2 separate regions of the Homo sapiens genome follow, and region 1 is linked to region 2. A link is a contact called in ENCODE Hi-C or POLR2A ChIA-PET data. All regions are on one chromosome and are shown on one strand. The core of a region is the stretch at or near the end of the contact, and the rest is flanking DNA. Distances in the headings are between cores, read along the strand shown. Region 1 overlaps ABCA6 (ATP binding cassette subfamily A member 6). Region 2 has its middle 160 kb from the start of ABCA8.

Region 1 (2,700 bases), core at 70-2,569, 320 kb before region 2:
TTTTAGGAGGGATAAAAATGATTTTTATAAAAGACAGAAGCCTTAAAAGCTGAAAAAGAAGAGCCATGAACCTTCCAGAAGTGTAGAGTTCTCCGACCATTGTGTTTATATTGCGTGTATTTTCTAATAAATACAGCATCCTCTAATTCAGTCTTATTCATTGCTTTTAGATTAGGTCTTTGAGAATTTAATGTATTTGTATGAGCAATTTTATTCTCTCTCTAGGTTTCTCTCATCAAATACCATCTAGAGCTGTGATTTCTTTCTTTAATGTTAGCTCAGGAGATACTGAAATAATTTTAAATTGATTACTTAAAGTTTTGGAGCACATTTTGAACTACCTTTGTACTCATCAAGTCATGAACTTCTTTTTGTCTAAACAAAAAACTTCTTTAAGAATTTTGTTCATTTTAAAAATAGCAGCACCTTAAAAAATTAAAAGCATTGGACATCAACACATTAAAAATATGATTATGAATTCAAACCAAGTATAGCTGCTCTTTGGGAAATCAGGGAAGAAGTTGCAATCCCTTAGCCTCCTCTTCCTTCCTCATGGAGTTAGTTTCTGGAGCACATCTGCAACACCTTTGGGACACACTTTTGAAATCTTTTATCTATGGCCTACTTTTCAGAAGCTAAGTACCATTCCATTATATGGATACCACGACTAACTTATTAACACACCAATGTATGAGATTCAATTTGTTTCCAATTTTTAGTGTAATAAAAAATACTAGAATGAACAGCCTTGTTCAATCTTTGTAAATGTCATAAATTGTTTCTTGAATATAAATTTCTAGAAGCAGAATTATTCAAAGGAAGCATACTTTCAAGATTCTTGATTCATATTTCAAATTATTTCCCTCTAAAATCATAAAAAGTCATACTCCCACAAGCAATACATAATGAATAATAATGACAACGACAACAATAGCAATAAACACTTAGATTTCATTGAGGATTTGGTGTGTGCGGGAAACTATGCTAAGTGATTTACATGTACCATTTTACATTTAGGCCTGTGAAAGACATGTTAATATATCTCTCACTTTGCAGATGACGAAACTGAGGCTTCTATTTAATTTTTCCAGTTACTGTGGGTCAGTCCCAACAGCCAGTATCACTTCCCTCTTACCCTGGAAAACACCGTATACTTTGCATTTAAAAATTACAGGCCAGGCATGGTGGCTCACATCTGTAAATCCCGAAGTGGGTGTATTGCTTAAACTCAGGAGTTTGAAACCAGCCTGGGCAACATGGCAAAACCCTGTCTCTACTAAAAATACAAAAATTAGCCAAGTGTGGTGGCGTGGGCCAATAGTCTCAGCTACAGGGAGCTGACGTGGGAGAATTGCTTAAGCGTGGGAGATTGAGGCTGCAGTGAGCTGTGATTGCTCCACTGCACTCCAGTCTAGGTGGCAGAATGAGATCCTGTAACAAAAAAAAAAAATTACAAACATAAAATTTGTTAATGTATTTGTTTAGTTGTCCCAATATTATTTATTAAATAAACCATCTTTCTAATACATTTGAAAGGTCATTTTATTAATCTTTATTTTTATATTTTCTTTGGTCCATATTAGACTTCTGTTCTGTTCCATTGGTCACTATATCCTGCACCAGTAACATATTATTTTAATTATTATAGTTCTGTCACATATTATTTTGGCAATTAGGAAAATATTGATCATTGTGTATTTTAAAGTATTGAAATGCTGAGAAATATGCCACTAAACTAAATAGCCTTGTTCTATGTTGGGACCAGGCCTGTCTAATGCCTTTCTGTTTATACTGTTAATAATTTGTTAACAATTTGTTCTAAAAATAGGCTTGCTCTTTGACATATATGAAGGTCAAATCACGGCAATCCTGGGTCACAGTGGAGCTGGCAAATCTTCACTGCTAAATATTCTTAATGGATTGTCTGTTCCAACAGAAGGTGAGTAAAAAGAAATTTCTCAAAGGCAAGATGTCTTATAATAGAATGAGGTCAAGCATATGCCTCTCATTTTAAATTTTAAATTTGATGGCTTAAGAGAAATAATGTTTATCTAAAGTTGTTTCCAAGAGCTACATAATTTTGAATATACTTCATATTTCTGCAATTTTATAAAAATTATTATCTTTATTCCATTGTGTGATATTTCAGGGTAGATGTGCAGTTCTATAAGCATATGTTTGTAACAAGAATAATTAGTAGTTCACAAATTGTGTTCACATATATGCAGTTCTATAAGCATATATTTATGTCAAGAATAGTAGTTCACAAATCATTTTAGACATTTGTGAACATATGCCAATATTTTCTTAAATGAGATCTATGAATATTAATAGAATGTATTATCTTGCCAATTTTATTTTTAACTTCTATTCTTAGGATCAGTTACCATCTATAATAAAAATCTCTCTGAAATGCAAGACTTGGAGGAAATCAGAAAGATAACTGGCGTCTGTCCTCAATTCAATGTTCAATTTGACATACTCACCGTGAAGGAAAACCTCAGCCTGTTTGCTAAAATAAAAGGGATTCATCTAAAGGAAGTGGAACAAGAGGTAGGAGGGCATGCTTGGATTAACTGACCTGCCAACCACTTACCAAATTAAATCATGACCACAGAATTCTCTTCAATGATTTATTTGCCCTGTTATGAATAAAATTTAGGCAAAGAGGTCCCATAACAAATATCGACTGCTTTAATG
Region 2 (2,700 bases), core at 177-2,676:
ATGTGACAGTCATCTCACTGGCAATTATATTGAATCAAACTATATAAAATTGCTATTTCTGTAGGTCAAGGGTTAATTTTTGGAAATTTTGTGTGGCTCAACCTGCCAGCAAAGGCATGTGAGCCGAGACCTGGATCACTCCTTGTCTTACTTTCCCTTTCTGTTTGCATCTGTAAGTTTTTTTGACGGGAAAATAAAGCCCATCAAACCTAATGTTTTGCATAATGGAAAACAAAATATATGAAAAGAGTTTGGGGGGAGGGGAAGATTGTTTTGCTGTTTTGTTTTGTGACTTTTCAGCCCATTATCTTCACTTCCTCTTCCTTGTTCTCTAGCTTCTTCCCTGGTTACCTCTTTTCCTGCCTTCGTATTTACCAGCTCTTTACTTTATTTCAATCATCTTCTTTCTAGCTTGTTTGTGTTTGTTTTTTCCTACCCTTAGGGGATTATACAGACTTTCAGACTACATGGTGGTAAGAATAATGGATTGTTCTGTGTTAAAAAAAATTCAGAATGGGAGAAAGTAGGGCTGTGTTCTGGAAGCAATGAGAGCCTGGGGCCTTGGAGGACTTTCTATGCCCAAGCCTCACAAAGAGAACATCTGGTGCGACACGCAGCTGGGAAAAGATCTAGTTTTTAAAAACAGACAAAGCCCTATTATATAAAGGGAAAAACATATCTTTTTTGTTGTTATTTCAAAGTTACAAGTGCTCCCTCTTCTGTCAACCTTTAGAATTTGTGCTCTCTTGGGCCACTCTGCATATCAAAGAAAAAAGTGGATAAATAAAAATAATGAAGCAGAATAAAGTTCTTCACTCATGGAAACTTGAATGTTGTAAGCAATGGAAGAATTCAGGGACACTACACGAGGAGTGATCCCTCTGTATTAAATGCAATGTCCCTGCCGGGGGTGGTGGCTCACGCTTGCAATCCCAGCACTTTGAGAGGCTGAGGTGGGCAGATCACATGAGGTCAGGAGTTCAAGACCAGCCTGGCCAACATGACAAAACCCCCTCTCTACTAAAAATACAAAAATTAGCCCGGCGTGGTGGCGCACACCTGTAATCCTAGCTACTGGAGAGGTTAAGGCAGGAGAATTGCTTGAACCCAGGAGGCAAAGGTTGCAGTGAGCCAAGATCATGCCACTGCCATGCAGCCTGGGTGACAGAGTGAGACTCTGTCTCAAAAATAAATAAATTAATTAATGATTAATAAATGCAATGTCCCATGGTGCTGTGGCCTGTGCTATTTGGATGGTCAGCTACTTCATTGCAACATGCACCAGTTTCCTGGAGGTTAGTTGCTAATTCTAAAAGGCTTCAGATAATTCACTGTGTATTGAGTCATGGCTTGATGACGACCTTGTTTACAAAGCTCATTCAAACAGCCCAGTTCCTGCCCGTTTGCTCTTTGACCCTGACCGAAATCCACCAGAAGGCGAGTGACTTACAATGGGATTATTCACATTTCTGCTTTTTGTTGCATTATTCACTTGAAACTAAAAAAAAAAAATCAAGGAGCAATTACTTCCAAGACTTTTCCAAACACATCACTGGGCGGGGGAGGGGTCTTCATCTGGGGGCAAGGCACTGCAAACTTCCAACATTAGGATATAATCTGTGAATGAGATAACCTATCAGTGGTGGCCTAGGCTCCAGCCTTCTGGTCAATCTCAGCAACTTGGAAGCAAAAAAGCAGAAACTGTTACATTGGTTGATACTTCTTTTACAAAAGGGATGCTCTGTTCTCTTTTGCAGCCAAAATCCACAGTGATCCACATAATACTCAGGAATCACCCAGAAGGGATTTCTATCTGAAAGGAGAAAGAAGCTCTGGGGCATGAATATACGTTGTCTTGTAAAAAAATAAATCAGTAATTCATGTGTGTATATTTTATACTCAATGGGAAAAAATGTTTTATTTAAAAAAACACTCAATATTTTACATGACATTGTGAAAAGGCAGCACGGAATTACTCATTTGCTTCCTTTTTTAAAGTTTTAGATGAAAAATAAACATTTAATCCCATCACTTGTTCTTAAATGTAATATTATTTTGTTGTCCTTTACACCCCAGTTGTCACAGGTCAGAAACCCTGAGAGAAGCCAAGATTGCTAAAATGAAACTTTACTTCTAGAAACAACCCCAGAATTAAATGTTTCTCCACTTGGCATGGAATTTGAAGATTGACTTTGAATGCCACCTTGGAATCTAGCATTAGCCAGTTACTGCAATAAAGAACAAAGGAAGGCTCAGAGGAAGTTGTAGGAAACCTCAGTGTGTCTGAGATGACCTGCAGCAGAGGCCATGCAACAAGGTCCCACCCCTGGGGACCTGGAGATGTCACCTGATAATTACGGTTTTGGTGAATAGTGATAAAGATGCCAAAAACAGTTTTACCAGCAAGCATGACTACCTAGCAATAGGATTAGACCTGTGGTAACTTTGTAACTTTGGTCTGATGTCATAGTTTTGTGTGTGTGTGTTTTTTTGTTTGTTTGTTTGTTTTTGGTGTGACCGGAGTTAGTAAAAGCTGAGAGAAGTAGAAAGATGAAATAAAACAAACAGTCCAAGGTTACCCTGCAAAAATTAACTCCAAGCCTGAGAATCAGTATGCAGAAAAAATAGCAACGTGTATAGTGTCAATTTCTTTTTGTCAGCTCCAGTTTATGAGAAGAAAATGATGGTAAAGAGTATAGC

Evidence for each region. Hi-C counts contacts between places; a loop is a spot of excess contacts on that map. ChIA-PET counts read pairs that join two places held with the same protein, here RNA polymerase II (POLR2A). Pooled maps may share reads with other maps.
Region 1: a pooled map shows a loop between it and region 2 (4-fold over the local background). The contact joins two enhancer-like sites. A Hi-C loop is called at or near these places in 2 of 37 single-sample maps with no recorded cell type and 4 of 50 pooled maps. POLR2A ChIA-PET finds 5 or more read pairs at or near these places in 1 of 52 experiments (activated CD8-positive, alpha-beta memory T cell).

Annotation. Positions count from the first base shown.
Region 1 is chr17:69,114,615-69,117,314 of GRCh38, reverse strand. ABCA6 (ATP binding cassette subfamily A member 6) reads left to right here. Exons shown (of 39, transcript NM_080284.3): 12 at 1,829-1,939; 13 at 2,378-2,553. Among named protein-coding and RNA genes, the nearest start is that of MIR4524A, 16 kb to the right of the region's middle. Within about 2 kb of position 1,319, at least 6 of the 41 ENCODE cell types and tissues checked have a DNase peak (open chromatin) inside an H3K27ac peak, as active enhancers do.
Region 2 is chr17:68,792,762-68,795,461 of GRCh38, reverse strand. No RefSeq gene overlaps it. Among named protein-coding and RNA genes, the nearest start is that of ABCA8, 160 kb to the left of the region's middle. Within about 2 kb of position 1,426, at least 16 of the 41 ENCODE cell types and tissues checked have a DNase peak (open chromatin) inside an H3K27ac peak, as active enhancers do.